2 separate regions of the Homo sapiens genome follow, and region 1 is linked to region 2. A link is a loop called in an ENCODE intact Hi-C map of the cell type or tissue named here. Cell type or tissue: heart left ventricle. All regions are shown on one strand. Each heading gives the region's core, and the rest is flanking DNA. Links, peaks and the distances in the headings are about the cores only. Region 1 overlaps SSH2 (slingshot protein phosphatase 2). Region 2 overlaps SSH2 (slingshot protein phosphatase 2).

Evidence for each region. Peaks named below come from ENCODE experiments on the same cell type or tissue, not always from the same donor. Only the 100,000 strongest peaks of a DNase experiment are listed, where the experiment ranks them.
Region 1: it touches region 2 in a loop (1.9-fold over the local background); 20 of 110 quality-filtered maps call a loop at or near these places.

What each region holds. Positions count from the first base shown.
Region 1 is chr17:29,740,021-29,749,941 of GRCh38, forward strand. The region is part of intron 3 of SSH2 (slingshot protein phosphatase 2); the gene reads right to left. Among named protein-coding and RNA genes, the nearest start is that of SSH2-AS1, 110 kb to the left of the region's middle. In heart left ventricle, for the core only: no CTCF peak of the experiment used is centred there; no DNase peak of the experiment used is centred there; H3K4me3 peaks cover 899 bases; H3K27ac peaks cover 2,608 bases.
Region 2 is chr17:29,676,575-29,689,330 of GRCh38, forward strand. It overlaps SSH2 (slingshot protein phosphatase 2), which reads right to left. Exons shown (of 16, transcript NM_001282129.2): 6 at 7,989-8,110; 7 at 1,099-1,167; 8 at 246-311. Among named protein-coding and RNA genes, the nearest start is that of SSH2-AS1, 43 kb to the left of the region's middle. In heart left ventricle, for the core only: a CTCF peak has its summit at 5,658; no DNase peak of the experiment used is centred there; H3K27ac peaks cover 2,638 bases.

The DNA.
Region 1 (9,921 bases), core at 1,915-9,914, 63 kb after region 2:
GATGCCTCCATGTCAAAACAACTGCTTTCTCCTTAAAGCTGGATTGACCTCGCAGTATCTGTTTTGACCTCTGAACTCCTTATCAGTCACCTTTGGTCTCTGACAGTAGGTGGACAGGCCAACCACAGAGGTCCACTCTCCAGTGAACAAAGGCTTGCTATGTAAAACAGATGAGCTGCGGGCAGAGATCCGATCTGAAGAGAAGGTGCTGAACTCATCCTCTGTTCCAGCACCATGTCCAGAACTGCTGCCACTACAAAGTGAAACTTCACCCAAAAGCACTTTCCCTGTCTGTGATTTAAACACACCTTCATTAAGGAAGCATCGCAGTCTCAAAGAGAGGCAGGCAACCAACACTACAGAAACCAGCAGTAATAGACAAGAAACCTCCTTCCTGTCTATTCTTTTTCTTTTATTTTATTACCCTCTTTTTTTTTTTTCAGTAAATTTGCCATAGGTGCCTATGGATACTGTTTAGATCTGCTGGTGACATTTAAAGAAAGAGCCTTTGAGAAACATGCATACTTTTCTCTTTTCTCCTATATTCAATACTCATATAGCCTAAAAGATGGAAACTGGTTCAAGAATTTAAATGACTTGTTCCCTAAAAAGTTAATCTCCTCACCTTTGTGAAATATATCAAGTGCTTTCTATAAATAAGGGCAGGAAATGCTAACTTCATAAGCATAGTCCTAGTCATTAAAATAATTTGATCATCTTCTAAAATTTAAGTATGATAGTAACACAGTAATATGGAAAATCTCAATATACTTAACACTTCCTAAACAGCACAATGAAATGTTGTTCAAGGTCTGAATTAATTTGCTACAGGACCTAAGCAAGTCTGTTTGCTTATCTTTTGGCTTTAAAATTCTTTAAGTCTAAAATGGTGATAATTTTAGAATAAACTGACAATGTGGGGAACAAACTTAAATTCACAAACACTACCCATATGCTCAAAAACTCTCTGGGATAATTAGTTTCTTCATTGTAACTATTGATGTACTATTATTTCATCTTTCCATTAGTTCTACTCAAATAGCTCACAAACTAGAGCATGTTTCACCAGTACTTAGGTATGAAACAGGGTCTTGATAACAAAGACAAGTAAGAATCAATTTTTCTGGGTCTTCAAGTAGCTCAGGTGAACTGAAAGAATCATATTTTTAAAAACTTTTATTTATAATTTCAGAAGCATTAGAAATATGAATTACTACAACTGTTGATGGGAGTGTAGACTGGTCCAACTGGTGAGCAAACCAGCAATCTGTATCAAAAGCCCTAGAAATATGTATGTCCTTTGTCCTAGCAATCCCAGAATTGACCCTTAGGATATGTCTTTTAGGGACATGGGCAAAGATTGAAGCATAAGGATGTTCATTAGGTGAGGTTTTGTTTATAACTGCAAAAAACTGGACATAATCAAAATGTTCAACAATCGGATTGAATATGAATCAGTCTTATGGAAAACAAACAACCAGTTAAAAGGATATGAAAGAAATGCATTTGGGGACAATGGCAGGATGTTCTCAATATGCTGAAATGAAAATAATGAGGCTGCAAAGCAATAGACACGAAACAATCCCCCTCCTTTTTTTTTTTTTTTTTTTTTGAGACATTGTTTTGTTCTTCTTGCCCAGGCTGGAGTGCAGTGGCGCGATCTCAGCTCGTTGCAACCTCCGCCTGCCAGTTTCAAGCTATTCTCCTGCCTCAGCCTGTGAGTAGCAGGGTTTTGCAGGCGTCTGCCACCATGCCCAGCTAATTTTTCTATTTTTGGTAGAGACGGGGTTTCACCATGTTGGCCAGGCTGGTGTTGAATTCCTGACCTCGTGATCTGCCCGTCTAAGCTTCCCAAAGTGCTTGGGATTACAGGAGTGAGCCACCATACCCAGCCAGCAATCTCATTTTTTTTTCTTTTTTTTTTTTTTTTTTTTGATGGAGTCTTGCTCTGTTGACCAGGCTGGAGTGCAGTGGTGCAATCTTGGCTCACTGCAACTTCCGCCTCCCGGGTTCAAACAATTCTTCTGCCTCAGGCTTCCAAATAGCTGGGATTACAAGCGTGTGCCACCATGTCCGATTAATTTTTTGTATTTTTAGTAGAGACAGGGTTTTCACCGTGTTCAACAAGATGGTCTCGATTTCCTGACCTTGTGATCCACCTGCCTTGGCCTCCCAAAGTGCTGGGATTACAGGTGTGAGCCACTGGCCCGGTTGCTTCACTGATAAGACTAGTTCGGTTAAAAACAAACAAAAAACCAAACAAACAAAAAAAAAATCACTCACCCAGGGCAAGTTCTTCTTTTTTTTTTTTTTTTTGAGACAGGTTCTTGCTCTGTCACTCAGGCTGGAGTGCAGTGGCACAATCACAGCTCACTGAATCCTTGACCTCCTGGGCTCAAACAATCCTCCTGGGTCAGCCTCCTGGGTAGTTAGGACGAGAGGTATGTGCCACCACACCCAGTTTTTTTTTTTTTTTTTTTCTTTTCAATTTTTTGTGGAGGTGAGGTCTCACTATGTTGCCCAGGCTGGTCTTGAACTCTTGGGCCCAAGCAGTTCTCCCGCCTTAGTCTTCCAAAGTGCTGGTATTACAGACATGAGCCACTGTGCCTGGTTAGTTCATTTTTTGTTTTTTGAGATGGAGTCCCACTCTGTCACCCAGGCTGGAGTGCAGTGCCATGATCTCAGCTCACTGCAACCTCCGCCTCCCGGGTTCAAGCAATTCTCCTGCCTCAGCCTCCCGAGAAGCTAGGATTACAGACCTGCCCACCATGCCCAGCTAATTTTTGTATTTTTTAGTAGAGACGGGGTTTCACCATGTTGGCCAGGCTGGTCTTGAATTCCGGACCTCAAGTGATCCGCCGACCTCAGCCTCCCAAAGTTCTGGGATTACAGGCGTGAGCCCCTGTGCCCAGCCTTCTTTTGATTTTTTGAGACACAGTCTCACTCTGTCGTCCAGGCTGGAGTTCAGTAGCGTGATATCAGCTCACTGCAACCTCCACCTCCCGGGTTCAAGGGACTCTCATGCGTCAGCCTCTTGAGTAGCTGGGATTACAGGCATGTCCCACCACGCTGAACTAATTTTTGTATTTTTAGTAGAGGTGAGGTTTTACTATGTTGGCCAAGATGGTCTTGAACTCCTGGCCTCAAGCAATCCAAAAGTGCTGGGATTACAGGCGTGACCACCATGCATAGCACAGAAGTTCATTTTTAAGCTGAGTTCATTATCAACTTTACTGTATATAATGGTAGAGAGTTCTTTTTTTAAATGCCTAGGGGATTCTCCATTTGGAAATTTCTCCTGAAGTTATTTATAAGATTGCCATAAAGAAGAGCACTGACATTCAATATTTATTTGTTGATTTTGATTCTAATTGAGGAAGAGGCTAGATTTGTTTTTTTTTTAAGCATAACGAACTTTTTCATTATGACACTATCATTTTCTGACAAATGGGGCATATGGCCTTCCTGAGAATTTCTCCAAGCATCTAAAGTAGCAACAAAACAAGAAGAGAAAATTCCAGTAGCATGGGCATAGTAGACTACGATAACTGGGACTGACTATGGGAGAGCCACAGGGGTGAATAAGCCCCGGCACACTAATAACCAGGATTAAAGCGTGTTCTTAACAAATGTACTCAAGCACTTCCAAGGGGAAACAATAAAAAAAGTATGATTAAAGCAATAGTTTTTCATCTTTACATTAGAGATAACTAGCTAGTCTACTACATTATTCACTTTTAATTTTGAAAAAAATTATACTGGGTTTAAATTCATTTGGTTAGAATCACTAAATGTTATGAAATATGCAGTTTCTCTTACCTAGTTTCAGTATGCCATTTTTCTTGGCATAGGCATTATTAGGGCATAATTTCTTTTTTCTTTTTTCCTTTTTTTTTTTTTTTTTTTTTTTTACAAAACAAAACGCTTTTATTTGGTCCATTGGAGCCTGAGTCGGAAGCCACTGTGGAGAATCCTATCATAAAGGAATGGGGCTGACAGTTGATAAAATAGTCTCTGTGTCACAAGAGCGGGCCGTATTCACAGGGTTAAAAATATTCACAGCTCAGAGTACAGGGACGCCAAAGGGCAGTGGGAATGTTTCTCTAGGTGAAAAGGCCCCAGAAGCCCCTGCTGGGGTAGGAGGGGGAGTGGGGGGCGCAGCTGGCCCGCTGCCGGGGGTGAGGGGCCAGGTGGGCCGGGTGGGGATGCAGGAAGCTGGGCTCAGACGTCCACACACTCCTGGGTTTCTGTGGGGAGGTGGGAGCGGCTGAGTCCTGCCGATGCCCAAGATGGGCTGGGGTCCCTCTCTGGCAGGGCCAGGCCGAGGGACAGGGTTGGCTGAGGAGCCTGCTGGTCCCGGCGTGTATTAGGGCATAATTTCTAACTTTTTAGTAGCTGCAGTATCTCTTTTTTGACTCAATATCATTAAATTATCATTTGGGCTTAATGTAACATGGCATTTATATAGTTCTTGATCTTTACTGATAATGTATAATCACAGGCTTACTATTTGTATGGAAGATTCTCATATCCACTAGGGTGATTTTCACGTGTATTTGACTTAGAAACTAAAGAGTTGTACATTGCTTATATAGAACATTAAATACATTAAGCCATTAATTGGCAACTAGGCCATTAAACTAGTAACCAAGCCAATAACAACAAGGAAAAATAGCTATCAGCACACCCTTCCCCTTATAGCTCACTCCATTGTAAATATTATAAGCCCTCTGTGTCATGGGAATAACCCTGCCTACGACGTGATGCTGATGTAATAATAATATCTAAAGCTAAGCACCTGGAGGAAGAAGAGAAAGAAGTTTTGCTTTGGATTACTTGAGTGTGTGTGTGTGTGTGTGTGTGTGTGTGTGTGTGTGTGTGTTTAAATAAACAAACCATAAAGCCACTAGCAGATAGTTTAATGATTTCTGTTCTTGTGTTGCCTGTGGGGATTTCACATTGTGCTCACAGTCACTGGTACTGATTCAATAACAATGGCCTTGCAAAATTGGCAACCTTCCTAAATAAACTATGTAAAATCTGCAAACACTGGTTACTGTGCTATGTGCCTAGTAGATACTCCGGATGCTCTGCCCATATGATATACCCAAAGTATGCTCAAAGTAATTTTCTTTTCGTTTTTCTTTTTTTTTTTTTGAAACAGAGTCTTTTTCTGTCACCTAGGCTGGAGTGCAGTGGCAGGATCTCAGCTCACTGCAACCTCTGCCTCCTGGGTTCAAGCGATTCTCATGCTTCAGCCTCCCGAGTAGCGGGGATTACAGGCGCCCATCACCACACCCGGCTAATTTTTGTATTTTTAGTAGAGACGGGGTTTCACCATGTTGGCCAGGCTGGTCTTGAACTCCTGAACTCAAGTGACCCGCCTGCCTCGGCCTCTGAAAGTGCTGGGATTACAGGCGTGAGCCACCGCACCCAGCTACAATGATACCCTTCTGTTCTCTGAATTTCTAAAGCACAAATTGTACTGTTCATCTGACACTTACCATGCAATAAATTGTGCTCTTATTTATCCCTTCATTGACGTCTTATTTCCTCAACAAACTGAGTATCCTGTCTTCAGGAACCATGTCTTGTACTTCTTTTTTATCTCTTACTTCTTACACAGAATAGATGCAATTTAGGATAATGATGGAAATGACAGAATGTTTACCATCATGCTAGTGTGCCACTCTAATTATTTCTCCTATAATTTGGCTCATATCAAAAGAGCAAAATGAGCAAAAATTTAAGCTACCATATCGTATTTAATCCTCATAGGTATTATAAGTTCCATTTTACTGATGAGGAAAAAGGTTTAGGGTGATTATATAATATGTTCAAAGTCACACAGATAATAAATGATGAACTCTGGAGCTCAGGTCCATTTCATTTCAAACACTGCACTATTACTGTTAGGTACAATAACAAATGGCAAGTAGTTATTCTGAATATGTGACCCAATAAATCTTTTAAGAGTTTTTAAAGAGAATGTTTAAGGAACGGGATACTTTAAGAATTAAGTGTGAGATTTTATTGAGGAGGGAAGGGCATCACAGAGGTAGGATTAACACAATGATAGATATCAAGTCTGTTCAAAGGGACTTCAAAGAGGTTCAGTTTTATTTGTTGTTTGAATCCATTTATTTCACTCATCTCTTAGGAAGAGAGATTTACATTGAGAATTCACATCCTGCCACAGAAACCCCAACTTTTCAAACTAAAGCTCCCCCTAAAAATAGATGAGGCCAGGTGCAATGTCTCATGCCTGTAATCCTAGCACTTTGGGAGGCTGAGGTAGGCAGATCACCTGAGGTCAGGAGTTCAACACCAGCTTTGCCAACATAGCGAAACTCCGCCTCTACTAAAAAAAAACAAAAATTAGCCGGGTGTGGTGGTGGACGCCTGTAATCCCAGCTACTAGGGAGGCTGAGGCAGGAGAATCCCTTGAACCCGGGAGGCGGAGGTTGCAGTGAGCCAAGATCATACCACTGCACTCCAGCCTGGGCGACAGAGTGAGACTCTGTCTCAAAAAAAAAAAAAAAAAAAAAAAAAGGAAAAAAGAGAGATGATACAATTATGGGAAATTAAAACTTTTGATGTTCATGAGAACTGTGTATATTAACATTAAGAGAAAGAGTAACTTAAAAGGGACGTGGGTCAGAGGAGAGTCCTGAAGAAATGGCATCTCCCAAGAGCTCTGTTGTAAGTGATATTTATTTAAAATCAGAGGAAAAAAACTCTCATTCAATTTAGCCCTCATGGAGACTAACTGGTTTTTATGACACAAAATTCAGAGAACAGCAGAGACAAAAATGCACCAATAAGATGCCAAGCTCATAAACCTGACCAGCTTTTTGCTGGGGTGATGAAGTATGCTTAAAGTGTTGCTTAAGTTGCAAACAGATAAAGCCATATGTAGCATAAACTTTTCCGCAGTCACTACAGAAGACAATCAATATAAAGTCCACAATTAGAACGCTCAGGACTTGAAATATCCTGTTATGGATCACGAATATCCATGTAAATTTTGATGGATAAATATTAAGTACAGATGATAAAAGTAACAACCATAACTGGAATTTTTATTGTTATTTCTTGTGAATAATTATCTCACGTGATATCCAAAATGTCCTGAAATGAGGCAGGTACCATCCTCAAACAAACATATACAACAATTTAAATAGTTTAGTTCATTACCAAAAAAAATCAAATAATTCTACTTCTTCTACCCTGGAAACCTAAATTGTTACAACTTTTAAAGAAAGCTTATAATTGGCTAATACTGAGGCTTCTCTTTATTTAGGAGTGATTCAAACCTCTGGATTTTGTAGCTTTACCAAGTGTAACTAAGCCAAATCCCTCGAATTACTAAAAGAGGGGTTATACCCCTCTAAAAATAGATTAATGCAGAAAACACAAGTTGTTAAATTCACACAACATGCAAAAAGGGTGAGCCCAGATTTGCCCTTTGGTGTGCAACAAGAACAATCTATTTATAAATTACTGGCTACACCCTTTCCAAATTACAGGAACACCTAAAAAGGCCTTGATGTTCTTAGCATATTTCTTTAAGGTAAACTTAATTATGTTAGTTATACAGCAACCATCCTGTATCATTCAACGATGCAAAGCTAACTCTAACCCTAACTAAAAATAGGATACTGATTTTTTCTTTCCACCTTAGAAATTGTAAAGTATGTGAAAGATTCAGAAATTGTGTGATAACATCTACATCACTGTTCTTTAGCCCCAAGGCAGTTTAACATATGGTAGATTAAGAGGACTCCCATTTACTGGAAGGACCCAAGAGCAGATGGGAGCAAGATGATCTACAGCAGTTTCAGCCTCTCTATTATTGCGAGACCCAACAGCTCTTGGAAACAGAGACTGACAACATCTTTAGTTATTTGGCTTTGGGCAGTGTTTATCAGTGTTAAGTCTAGAGACACTTTCCAATTTCAGGAGTAAATATAGGTGAGCACAAAGGCAAATAGTAGTAGTTTAGAAAAAAAAAGAAATCCATTCTAGACTTATCAAAAAGAAATCTTGACTTGAGCACATCACTACCTTACCATTCCTGTTCATCTTCATTGTGCAGATTTACTTCTCAGTTAACTTGGCTAAGCATGATTCCAAGAAAGCCAAAGTTGAGAGCTCTTTTTTTATACCCCTCAGTTATAGGTTAATTACTGCTCTGCTGATTTTAAACAATCACAAGGGTGGATAAAGCCACAGAAAGTTACCACCAATAATAAAAACACAAATGCATCTTTATACTTTGACAGGGGATCATTAACTGTTCTTTCACATTTGAAGGCCATAACACCCAGAAGATTCACTAGATGTAAACCAATTTGATCACTTTCTTAAAAATACTAAATTTTAAGGCTATATTCTCTAAGGATCAAAAATAACCACAAAAAGTCAGTATTAATTTAAAATCAAAGAGGCATCTCGTACCTCTCTTAAATATTAATATTAGTCTCTTTATCCACCAAAAAGAGAAAAAAAAAGCCCTTAAACCATAAATGAATGCCTGGTTTCAATTACTCAATTATCAATTATTCAGTTATGCTTGCCCATTTCTGTAGAAGACAAGATCTAGATTTTAAGAGCATCACAGATGATAATTATATTTATTCAATGCAAACATGGAAATTTAAAAATGTGAGTGGTAAAAAAAATTCATAAAATAAAAAATACTTGGAATAAAACTTCTTGGTTCTAAGCTTTAAAATACAGATAATCCTACTACAGAGCTGTTTCAGAGCACAGAAAAAAATGAAAAACTACCCAAATCATTCTGTAAATCAGACATAAGCTGGACGAAGACAGCAAAGATTCAATAAATATTTAGATCCCTAAATGCAAAACCTTAAATATTTGTAAACCAAGCCTAGCAATATGTTAAATGAATAACGCAAAAAGGGTGTAGTTCAGTTATGTAAGGATGATTCAACTTCAATAATTCAATGTGTCATTACATTAGCAGTAAAGGGGAAAATATTATTCCGTAGATATAAAAAAGCAGTCAGTAAAATTCAACTATACCTAACTGAAAAATCTTTGTAAATTAGCAATAGTAAGAAATGGCCTCAGCTTGATAAATGATCTGTGCCAGAACCTACACCACACAGTATACTCATTTACAACACATAAGAAGCCTTCTTTTCACACAAGCCCACTAGTATCGCACTACTTAACATTAGAAGGCCTAACCAAAGCAATGAGAGTTATAAATACAGTCATGCATCACTTAATGACAGGAATACATTCTGAGAAATTCATCATTAGGCAAGTTTATCATTGCGTGAACATCATAGAGTATACTTACACAAACCTAGATGGTACAGCCTACTACACACCTTGGCTGGCTATATGGGATAACCATATAGGTGGAAAACCTGTACAGCATGTTACTATACTGAATACTGTAGGCCAACTGTAACATAATGTTAAGTATTTGTATCTCTAAACATATCTACGCATAGAAAAGGCACAGTAAAAATGTGGTATAGAAGATAAAAAGTGGTACACCTGTAAGGGGCACTTACAATCAATGGAGCTTGCAGGACTGGAAGTTGCTCTGGGTGAGTCAGTGAGGGAGTGGCGAGTGAATGTGAAGACCTAGGACATGACTGTAACTACTGTGGACTTTATAAACACCATACACTTAGGCTACACTAAATTTATTTTAAAAACTTATTTTTTCTTGTTTGTTTTTTGAGATGGAGTCTTACTCTGTTGCCAGGCTGGAGTACAGTGGCATGATCTCGGCTCACTGCAATCTCTGCCTCCTGGGCTCAAGAGATTCTCCTGCCTCAGTCTCCTGAGTAGCTGAGATTACAGGTGCCCGCCACCACGCCCGATTAATTTTTGAATTTTTAGTAGAGGCGAGGTTTCACCATGTTGGCCAGGCTT
Region 2 (12,756 bases), core at 2,608-10,607:
TCTCTGCCAGAGCCTAAGAATAACACCTCTGAATTCCTCTGAATTTCACTTGTTCACCAATACTCAAGGCCTTCCAATTGCAACAATTTGAATATTGCATTTCTAGGTCATCTTTAACTACGATGGTTATACAAACAGATCATTTAGCATTTTCATAGCAAACTGTACCATTTCAAACATTTCTTACAAAATATTCCTCCAATAACATTAAAACACTTTTGTAGAGATAGTAAAAGTCATCTTACCACATTGCCTGCACAGATACAGGTTTGAATATGTGAACTCTGTTATCCGTCGATACACTGAACCCACTAAGGACAAATGAGAACAAGACAAAAATCCACAAATTAGGGTAGGTTATTTGAATTGTGAGTTTTCATGGATGTATCCCAGGCTAAAAACAACTGGCTCCGTAGAGGGAATCATCAGGCATTTCACGTAGAAGTTTTAACTAGAGTGTAAGACTTGACCAAAAAGCTTTGACAAATTGTCTGACTTCATCTACCAGGCAAAATGAATGGATTCCTATATTGGAGTTAGAGAATTCAATACAGTTTCCCAGCTGTAGCTATGGACAAACTGTTCTGTATATTTCTATTTGGAAGTCTTGTGGGTTCTTAGCAAACCTGACCCTGGTTTTATAAACTGGAGCAAACATCTTGGTCTCTTGGGGACACATTCTAAAAACATTAGGAGGTAGGGTGGGGGTGGGGTCACTGGAAGGAACTGGCACAGGAAAGGGGTTATACTGTAGGCTGACAGCTGGCAGAGGCAGCAAGAGGTTATTTGAAACAGAACATATCATCCTTTGGGAGAGCATTGCAACAGTCCCACATACTCAGATTAAAGAGCCAACAAACTAGTTCTTCTTTGTCTTGATTCCTACCACAGTCGGCCTAGAAGAACAGAAGTGAGAGACCCTGGCAAGTTGTATTTTTACTCCACTTTACAAAACAGGAGTTTAAAAGGACTCATTCAGCTGTTGACATGAAAGTTCAGTTGGCACACTGGGCCTCCCTTTTAGCTGAATGAATGTGCAGTAAGATGGAGCCCCACCCCTTGGCTTTCTGTAACAGAATAAAAAAGGAAATCTCTTACCCATCACCATCCAAATGAATTAGCGTGTCGCTCCAGAGAGGCAAAACTAAGCCCATGGTACAAGTGCTACTGCAAGACAAGAAGTAGTCCAATAGTTACTCCCCATTACTCTGGGAAGCAGTCTTCTGTTTACTAACTCTTTCAACACCAAGGATAAACCCTTAAATTCTAAATTCTGGCATAAGTGTTACAATGAAGAAATTTCTATCATATTATTATTAATCTTATGTATGTCCTCAGGAGCTGTTTTAAAGAGATAGTCAGTCAGTTCCTTAAATATTTAATGAAGAAAACTTACTGACTCAGCTTCCTACATTGTCATCTTGCAAATGGCCACTATCTAAAAAATGCAGATGATTGCTGCTGACTTGCATTTGGCAGGTCTTAGCACATAGTACAGTGTCCACCTCGACTCCAAGGATTTTTTTTTTTTTTTTTTGAGATGGAGTCTTACTCTGTTGCCCAGGCTGGAGTGCAGTGGTGCAGTCTCAGCTCACTGAAACCTCTGCCTCCCAGGTTCAAGCAATTCCCCTGCCTTAGCCTCCCCAGTAGCTGGGATTACAGGCGAGCGCCACCACACCTGGCTAATTTTTCTGTACTTTTAGTAGAGATGGGGTTTCACCATGTTGGCCAGGCTAGTCTCGAAGTCCTGATCCACCCACCTCAGCCTCCCGAAGTGCTGGGATTACGGGCATGAGCCATGGTGCCCAGTCCCAAGGATTATTTTTAATGCCAATAACTATTGCTGGTTGCTGGAGAGCTTGGGATGTGTTATTTGCCTCTAATTCTGAGGTTTACATAGATTTACTTAACACCAGAACACACTCAATAGTCTAAAAGGCAAAGGGAATTAAAAAATGTAAAGAAGTAATTGTTAATAGTTTGTGATCAAGATAGGCAAAATAGACATAACAAAACTTAAATCAATGAAACACTGCTTTGTGACTGTGCACTGAACTAGCACTGCTGAAACACAGTTAATAGAAATGTCAACAACCAAGAAAAGGGTAGCCCTAGTATGGTATTTAAAAATACTATTTCTTTTTTTTTTTTTTTTTTTGAGACAGAGTCTCCCTCTGTTGCCCAGGCTGGAGGACAGTGGCATAATCTTGGCTCACTGCAACCTCCACCTCCTGGATTCAAGTGATTTTCCTGCCTCAGCCTCCCGAGTAGCTGGGATTATATGCATGTGCCACCATGCCCGGCTAATTTTTGTATTTTTAGCAGAGATGAGTTTTTGCCATGTTGACTAGGCTGGTCTCAAACTCCTGGCCTCAGAGTGATCCACCCGTCTCAGCCTCCCAAAGTGTTGGGATTACAGGCATGAGCCACTGCACCCGGCCTAAAATGCTATTTCAATCTCACATTAGCCCAGGAAGGGCTTTAAGTTAATGGAAGAGGTTCGTACAGAAAGCCATGGACCCCTGATTGTATGCTCTATCACATCTCTTCTCTGGGAAACAGTAACCTACCCTAGGCTACTGCCACTATCTCTCCTTAACGCTGCTGTAACTGCTTTCCCACTCTGGCTAGTCTCCGAAAGGCTTCCATGATGCTCCATGCCAATCTATCTAGAGCGGAAGCATGGTGTACTAGAAAGAATCTGGCATAACCATACTGTGGAAAAGCACAGTATGGTTAAGAGCTCTGGAACCTGGGTTCACAGTATGATTATGGGCTCTGGAACCTGGTTTCTTGCACTAACTGTATAATCTTTTTTTAAAATTTATTTTTATTTTTTTTTTTATTTTTAAGATGGAGTTTCACTCTTGTTGCCCAGGCTGGAGTGCAATGGTGTGATATCGGCTCACTGCAACCTCCACCTCCTGGTTCAAGCGATTCTCCTGTCTCAGCCTCCTGAGTAGCTGGGATTACAGGCATGCACTACCACGCCCAGCTAATTTTGTATTTTTAGTAGAGATGGGGTTTCTCCATATTGGTCAGGCTGGTCTTGAACTCCCAACCTCAGGTGATCCACCCGCCTTGGCCTCCCAAAGTGCTGGGATTACAGGCGTGAGCCACCGCGCCCAGCAACTGTATAATCTTAGGCAAATTACTTAACTGTCTTGTGCCTTAATTTCTTCATTTGTAAAACTGGGATAAAAATATCTTCTTCATTGTACTGTTTTGAAGATTAAATAACAAATAAAAGAGTAAAATAGTGTCTAAGTGCCTAAAATGTAATAGTCATTACCATTTATTGAACATCTACTATGCCAAAAGATCTGGGATTGATTTCCTTCAGTATTACAACTTTTTTTTAAACAAATTATTTAACCTCTCTCAGCCTTAATTTCTTCATCTTGAACTGTGAATAATAAAACCTATTCTCATAGATATAGGTATAAAGACATAACATACTTAAAATAAAACAATATATGTGAATATACTGTCCTGTAAAACAAATGTTGAATATGAATCTGTAATGGGTGCTCTAATATATCTGAAAGTGATTGGGGGAAGGGGAAACCATTATGCTTTAAAAACAACATAATGAATACCAAACTTTAACTGTTAGTCACTGCAGGGTTAAAGGAGGCTAGCCCTTAGTTGGGCTTTCCACTACACTTGCTGGCCTGTGCTGCTTAACACCTTAAGAGTGATTCCAGGCCAGGCACGGTGACTCATGCCTGTAATCCCAGCACTTTGGGAGGCCGAGGTCAGGAGTTCAAGACCAGCCTGGCCAACATGGCGAAACTCCATCTCTACACTAAAAATACAAAAATTAGCTGGGTGCAGGGGCAGACAGACACCTGTAATCCCAGCTACTCGGGAGGCTGAGGCAGGAGAATCACTTGAACCTGGGAGGTGGAAGTTGCAGTGAGCTGAGATTTGCGCCATTGCACTCCAGCCTGGGAGACACAGCAAGACTCCCTCTCAAAAAAAAAAAAAAAAAAAAAAAAAAAAAGAGTGATTCCAGAGCTCAGGAGATTCAAATCAAGACTGAAACAGCTTATCCACATTAGAACCTGGACCTGAACAACAGAAACACAGCTACCATGCCAGAGTCCAGGAGCAAGACAGCTCTACCACAAGTTTTGTTGAGTAGATGAGATGAGCGCACAAAAAAATTTGTTTTGAAAACGGCTTCCCAAGATGAAGTGGGGATAGTTTTACAGTAGCTTTTTGTTTTGTATTTAGTGAGTGCTTAGCCAGGTTCTTAGCAACAAGTATAATTTTGAGTATAAATATGGTGGGTTGGTAGCCCAATGACAAATCTAGAAATTAACTATATAAAAAGATACAGAAGCTGCAAAAGAGTGTGATCTATAAGCTTGTGACCAGATTTTGGTTAACCTTTGGACAAGTGACATTGATATACAGGAATCGACATTACATTTTTGGCTTGTATTCAGGCCAGAGTGCTTTTTTACATTAAGAAGTAGCTTTTTCAGCAGGGCGTGGTGCCTGTAATCCCAGCACTTTGGGAAGCAGAGGCGGGCGGATCACGAGGTCGAGATAGAGACCATCCTGGTCAACATGGTGAAACCCCGTCTACTAAAAATACAAAAATTAGCTGGGCATGGTGGTGTGCGCCTGTAGTCCCAGCTGCTTGGGAGGCTGAGGCAGGAGAATCGCTTGAACCCAGGAGACGGAGGTTGCAGTGAGCTGAGATTGCACCACTGTACTCCAGCCTGGCCACAGAGTGAGACTGTCTCAAAAAAAAAAAAAAAAAAAAAAAAAAAAAAAGTAGCTTTTTCACGCAACAGGAAGGAAAGGACTGAATAAGGCACGCTTGGTATTTTTATCCAGGTTACCTCAGTCTCTCAAGATTTTTCTCCATTTAAGTATAACTACTTATTTTAGTAAATATTCAATTCATTCAATAAAAATTTATTTAGTGCCTACTATGTACCAGACATTTCAAGGTGTTAGGGGTACAAAAAGAAATGGAAAAAAAAAACCCCAAAAAACCATGAAGCTCTATTATTTTATAACTTAAAATATGTTACACTTTAGAAACCAAGATTATGCTGCATATTTAAAAAATTATTAAAATATAACATAATACTCAAAGAACTTGTAAATGGGCTAAATGAATTGGCTGCAACGTATTATTAAGAACTATTTGTACTTGTCATAATCTGGGTTCCACTTTGGCTTAATACTATTTTGAAGCATTAACATTTACATTCTCAGATATGAAATGATACAAATTCAAATTCCTTCAACAACAACTGAGACAGAAATGATTTTAGATTACCTGAGCATCTGAGACTTCTTACTGTCCAAGGAACTCATTAAAGCAGAGGATGTATGGGAATTTCATAATAGCAAGTTTAGCAAACAGAATGAAAACTAGTTTCTAGCTTTTCATGTTTTAAGTTTGTCTTCTATAAACTATAATTTCCTTTGGCTAGTGACACTGGTCAGATATGATTCAGACAGGGCCATTGGCAAAAGATAGATGTAATTTACTGAGTATAAACTACTGGATACCTATATTAATATGCATTCTTTCTGGTAAAGTTTAGGACAAAGTGAAAGAGAAATGATTAGACATGTGCTTGCTCATATTCTGGGTCAGGAGAATCTGCAGTTATTGTCTTCTGTCTCTAGGGGAAGATTCAATTGAAGCTTCATGAGGTTCCTGTTCCTGTTTTATAGGGTTTTCAAGGGAGGGGGTCAGGGAGAACTGAACAAAGGAAATATGAGCTAGAACAGTGCTGTCCAACTGAACTTTCTGCAAGAATGGAAAATGTTCTATACATGTACTGTCTAATACGATAGCCACTAGCACATACGGTTACTGAATACTTGAAATGTGACTAGTTAGAACTGAGGAATTGAAATTTCATTTAATTTTAATCTATTTAAAAAGACACGTGCATGCTGTATGCAGTGGCTCATGCCTATAATCCCAGCACTCAGGAAGGCAGAGGCAGGAGCTCAGGAGTTGAGACCAGCCTGGGCAACACAGAGAGACTGTGTTCTTCACAAAAAGGAAAAAAGAAAAGAAGAGAAGAGAAAAGGAAGGAAGATGAAAGAAGGAAGGAAGGCAGGCAGGCAAGAAGGAAGGAAGGGGCACATATGGTTAGTGGCTACTATACTGGACAACACAGATCTAGAAAGATTAAAAACCTAAATTAGAGGTCCTAAAATCCTAATGAATGTAAACAAGGTAGGTGCTGTTATAGGAAAATGCTTACTGAAAGCTCTGTTGCTTAATCAGAAGTTAAAACCATGCAGGAGAAATCTTCCTAAATCTGGTTTACAAGCCTGTGTAAATTCAGAGCCTACAATTAAATGCTGTTAAGTGGTATACAAGCTAATAACTTTGGCTTTGGGAATTCCTGTGAACCCCCAAGTCATTTTCAGGTTGACTTCTATATAGGAATAAGGTAAACATTGGTTTGGGAAACTTTCTAGTGACAAAGTGATTTTTTCCCCTCAACATCAGGAAAATTAGAATCATTCCCAGGCTCCTCCTCTCTTTGTGGCTAAATTTCCCTAGGCCTGGGTCACACCCCTAGCTACCCCATAGTTCCATTCTAATCCTGAACCAGGAAGTCAATGCTTTGAGACATCTGGCAGGATTTCCTGAGGCTAATTATCCACAGCGTAAAGATCTGCTTAGCAGCCACATTCCAAAGTCTTCCGAAGGTTTCTCCAGAAAAAGTGGGAAAAATAAAAAAGGAAAGCAACAAACCTTAAGGACACACGAAAAGGCCAGGTGTTGTGTGTCATCTTTCATCATAGAATGTAAAGTACAGCTAAAGCCAAAGGTACATAAAAAGTTCTGCTTTGAGTTTAAGGAGCCATCCCGTACCACCCCATCCCCGCCCCGCCCACCATCCTTTTTAACTCAATAGAAGGAAAAAGGAGGCATAGCATTTGGTAAAAGCAAGGTTTAAACAAAACAGACTGTAGTTTAAGTGGGATCTCTTTGTATCTGGGACTACTGGTATACTACCACAAAGGGTAGGTGCCCTAGAATCACCAAAGTGAATCATTACTGACTACAATAGAGTAGGCCAGGTGCAAGGCTCATGCCTGTAATCCCAGCACTTTGGGAAGCCGAAGTGGGAGGATTGCTTAAGCCCAAGAATTCAAGACCAGCCTGGCCAACATAAGGAAATCTTCTCTCCAGAAAAATAAGGAAAAAAAAAAAAAAAAGACCAAATAGCTGGGTATGGTGGTGCATGCCTGTACTTCTAGCTACTTAGGAGGCTGAGGTGGAAGGATTCCTAGAGCCCAGGAGGAATTTGAGGCCGTAGTGAGCTGTGACTGCATCACGGCACTTCAGCCTGGGCAGCAGAGCGAGACGCTGTCTCAAAAAGAGAAATAAAAAGGCAGCTTTTTTTCCATGGAAATGTAACTTTGAAACCACTTGCTTTATATTGTGACTATCTAAAGATGAGATGAAGGTATGGAATAATGGTAAATTGGAAACACACGACCAAAGACATTCACTAAACATTCTTGTTTCTCAAGACTGTGGCTAAGATACTTATGTTCTTTAGTTTTATGTCTTGTACTTTAACAGCAGAACTGCACAAGATATTTTTGTGATAAAAGGCAACTGGGGCCAGGCACGGTGGCTCACGCCTGTAATCTCAGTACTTTGGGAGGCTGAGGTGGGTGGATCACTTGAGGTCAGGAGTTTGAAACTGGCCAATATGGCAAAACCCCATCTCTACTAAAAATACAAAAATTAGTTTGGCATAGTGGTGTACACCTGTAATTCCAGCTACTCAGGAGGCTGAGGCAGGAGAATCGCTTGAACCCGGGAGGCGGAGGTTGCAGTGAGCCGAGATTGAGCCACTGCACTCTAGTCTGGGCAACAGAGTGATGACACTCCGTCCCCATTAAAAAAAAAAAAAAAAAAAAGCAACTGGAACAGGTTACTTAAAAAGCAGTTTTCACATTTTGAAATGGTACCACCATACCTGTCATTAGAGGAGAAATCCATTCCTAGGACGATGCTTTCTTCAGTGTCTTGTCTACCATTAGTTGAAACCACTACCATATAGCGTGTTCGATTCTGGTAAGTACTTTCCAGTCTTACAGCCTGGAATTTAGCAGACAACAGAGAAATTATGAAATTTAGGACATTAATTTCAGATCATTTCAACCCTTTTTCATCAGCATCTTAAAGCATACTCACGAAGGCAGCAGAGCCAGTAGTTAGGAGACATAAATTAAAATCTCAGCTCGTACACTAGCTATAAAAACTTTGGTAAGTTACTAAATTAATTGGAGGGAGATATAATAATACCTAACTGTCAGGTTGTTTTAAGAATCTTATAAAATAATACAGTAAAGCACAGTGCTTGGCACACAGTAAATGCTCAATAAGATGTTTGTTATTAGTGCAATTTATACTAATTACCACAGTGTGTAATAAAGACTGAAGAGGGAAATGTGAGGTATATGAATGTGAGCATTGGTCTCAGAGATGCAATTCCCACAAACAATTATAATATGGAGCAAACTATTAGCATCATCTAAGGGGAGTACTGACTTTGCTATACTGAATTCCTGCATGTTAATGCACTATAAGATTTTCTTCAGTTTCGATGATAATGAAAGGAGATTGCATTTTTAGAAACTTCTCATTTTTTGTCAAAAGTTTTAATTTATTCTTAATTAAATTTTAAAAGGACCCTCAGAAAATCTGAATATGGACAGGGTCTTAGATGAAATTAAGGATTTACTGTTAATGTAATAACAGCATTGTGGTTACTGTGACTTTTTCTTAAGTACCTGGAGTGAAATGACATGGTTTCTGAGTTTTACTTTAAAATGTTCCAACAAAAAAATTTAACAGGGAGTGGGGACAGATGAAAGAAATCAGACAAAAGGTTGATGGTTATTAAAGCTGAGTAATGGCCAGGCACGGTGGCTCATGCCTGTAATCCCAGCACTTTGGGAGGCCAAGGTAGGCAGATCACCAGAGGTCAGGAGTTCAAGACCAGCCTGGCCAACATGGTGAAACACTGTTTCTACCAAAAATACAAAAAAAATTAGCTGGGCGTGGTGGCGCACGCCTGTAATCCCAGCTACTTAGGAGGCTGAGGCAGGAGGATCACTGGAACCCAGGAGGCGGAGGTTGCAGTGAGCTGAGATCACCCCACTGCCCTCCAGCCTGGGTGACAGAGTGAGACTCTGGTTCAAAAAAAAAAAAAGCTCAGTAATGAGTTTGTGAGGATGTACTTTCTTTCTTTCTTTTCTTTTTCTTTTTTTTTTTTTGAGACAGAGTTTCGCTCTTGTTGCTCAGGCTGGAGTGCAATGGTGTGATCTCGGCTCACCGCAACCTCTGCCTCCCGAGTTCAAGCGATTCTCCTGCCTCAGCCTCCCGAGCAGCTGGGATTATAGGCATGCGCCACCACATCCAGCTAGTTTTGTATTTTTATTAGAGACGGGGTTTCTCCATGTTGGTCAGGCTGGTCTCAAACTCCCAAGCTCAGGTGGTCTGCCCACCTCGGCCTCACAAGATGCTGGGGTTTACAGGCGTGAGCCACCGCGCCCAGCCTTGATAAGTTCAAAAAGGTATCTTATAAGCCTTAAAAATAAAACAACTACAGGCAACACATTCAAATATTTATTACACATATATTATATATACAATAACAATGCCAAGTGCTGAGGATTCAGTGGTAGAAGAGAGAGACATGATCTATGCCCTCATCGAGTTATATAGTCTAGGCTACTCTTCTTTCATTTGTTAATAATAGTTTTAAAATGACAGTTTTTTTTTTTTTAAGAGACGGAGTCTTGCTCTGCCTCTCAGGCTGGAGTGCAGTGGTGTGATCTCGGCTCACTGCAACCTCCACCTCCCAGGTTCAAGCAATTTTCCTGCCTCAGCCTCCTGGGTAGCTGGGACTACAGGCACATGCTGCCACGCCCGGCTAATTTTTTTTTTTTTTGTATTTTAGTACAGATGGGGTTTCACCATGTTGCCCAGGCTGGTCTCGAACTCTGAACTCAGGCAATCCACCTGTCTTGGCCTCCCAAAGTGCTAGGATTACATGCACGGGCCACTGCACCCAGCCTTTTCTTTTTGTTTTTTTGAGACAGAGTCTCCCTCTGTCACCCAGGCTGGAGTGCAATGGCGTGATCTCGGCTCACTGCAACCTCCGCTTCTTGGGTTCAAGCGATTCTCCTGCCTCAGCCTCCCAAGTAACTGGGATTACAGGCACATGCCACCATGCCTGGCTAATTTTTGTATTTTTATAGAGACAGGGTTTCACCATGTTGGCCAGATGGCCAGGCTGGTCTCGAACTCCTGCCTCAGGTGATCCACCCACCTCAGCCTCCCAAAGTGGTGGGATTACAGGCGTGAGCCACCCACCTGGCAAAATGACAGATCTTTGAAGCCAGAAAAATGTGCTCTGGAGGCAAATTCTTCTGTATAAAATAACCCCTATTCCTTAGAGAAACAGAATTCTAATCCATCAACTGGCTCATTATATTTGTCAGAAATTTCTATTTGGAACTTTTTTTTCAGTGCTGCTGTTCTTGGAGTCTCCCTCCTGTTAACTCTGTCACCATTCCAAAATGGCCAGGCCAAGGGAAAAAGAGGCATAGTTACACGGCTCAAATGACCCATTTAGCAAGGCAGAGGTGAGACTCCCATGGCTATCTTTTTGTCTCTATTCTGATACTCCTAGGAAAAGCTAGGGAAGCACAAACAGCAGAAGTGGCTACATTAAATCTTGTTTCTAATAAGAACGGATATAACAAGAATGTAATGCTTACCATTCTGATGCCAAATGCATAAGATAGAGAGCTGTACTTTTGACTTCATGTTCCATGAAGTAATTGAGCATTTAAAACCAAATTCACTTATGAGAAGCTAAGCGGAACTAACATTTAAATGGACTAAGATCTAGAAGGCTGGGATCAAGGGTGGGATATTATACACACAGAAAAATGAATAAATAGTAAATGTACATGTGGCAGACCGGGAGGCAGTACTGACTCCTTCTCTGATTGTAGAAACACTCTACAACATGTTAATTAATCACAAATCCTGGTGCAGGTAAACTGGATTTTCTTATAAACAAGATCTCGCATATTATTACATATTTATATTTGGGCCTCCCTTGGCCCAAGTTTCCTGAATGTGTTAGAGGCTCTTTTATTCTCTGTCAACGCTCCAAGAATTTCTGGCAAGGCTCAAATACAAATGGCCTGGGAACAAATGAACTTTGTTTCTGACAATTTATTTACAGCTCCTACACCAACCAGTGGCAACTGATTGGCTAAGTCAAAGCTGATAAAAGGAAAAATATAACTTTCATAAGTATTATCTATAATGCAAGTTACCAGCCAAGTTAGAAGTGGGCTGCAAGAGTTTCTTTGTAAGTGATATTCATTGCAAACATTAGTGTTTTTTTTTTTTTATTTTTCGAGATGGAGTCTCACTCTATCGCCCAGGCTGGAGTGCAGTGGTGTGATCTTGGCTCACTGCAACCCCCGCCCCCCGGGTTCAAGCGGTTCTCCTGCCTCAGCCTCCCAAGTAAACGGGATTACGGGCACCTGCCACTGCGCCTGGCTCATTTTTGTGTTTTTAGTAGAGATGGGGTTTCACCATGTTGGCCAGGATGCTCTCGATCTCTTGACCTTGTGATCCACCCGCCTCGGCCTCCCAAAGTGCTGGGATTACAGGTGCGAGCCACTACGCCCGGCCAGATGTCTCTTTAAAGTTTATTTTATAATATCAAAAGCATTTCAAATGTTTGGCTCTCCCTTGCTTACTCAAACTGTAACAGAAGTTCCCAAACCTAATGAGAAGGGCCCCAGACATTTAATACTGACTTAGGCTTGAATAACATGCATATCTCAGATCCATTCAATTTTAAGCTTCTTTTTTGTTTTTGTGTTTCACTCTGTTACCCAGGCTGGAATGCAGTGGTGTGATCTGCAACCTCTGCCTCCCGGGGTCCAGCAATCTTCCCACCTCAGCCTCCCAAAGAGCTGGGACCACAAGTGCCCGCCACCATGCTTGGCTAATTTTTTGTATCTTTGGTAGAGATGGGGTTTCACCATGTTGTCCAGACTGGTCAATTTTAAGCTTCTTAAATGGAAGAATAGCACTTAAGAGTTCCTGGAATTTGATCACAGGCCTCTAGACAGTACCTACAGTATTGATTCAACACCTATATCCTAATTAGAAGGATGAGATAAAAATCTTTGAAGAAAAAATTCTGAAATGTGAGGGGATAAACCCAAGACTTTAATTAAAGTTCCTTTTAGGCCGGGCGCAGTGGCTCACGTCTGTAATCCCAAAACTTTGGGAGGCTGAGGCAGGTGGATCGCTTGAGGTCAGGAGTTCGAGATCAGCTGGCCAACAGGGCAAAATCCTCTCTCTACTAAAAATACAAAAAAAATTAGCTGGGTGTGGTGGCATGTGTCTATAATCCCAGCTACTCAGGAGGCTGAGGCAGGAGAATTGCTGGAACCCAGGAGGAGGAGGTTGCAGTAGGTTGAGATCACGCCACTCCACTCCAGCCTGGGCGACAGGGCAAGTGAGACTCTCAAAAAAAAAAAAAAGTTCCTTTTAAGCTTCAAGATTCTAGGTTAAGGAATTAAAAATCTATGTGCCGCAGCCATAAGGAAAAGTCTAACGCCCATCCTGGTTTAAGGTTTATTTCGTATTCCTCTGTTGGAGATAAGATTAAGCAAAATCTAATAATTTATTAACACAATCAA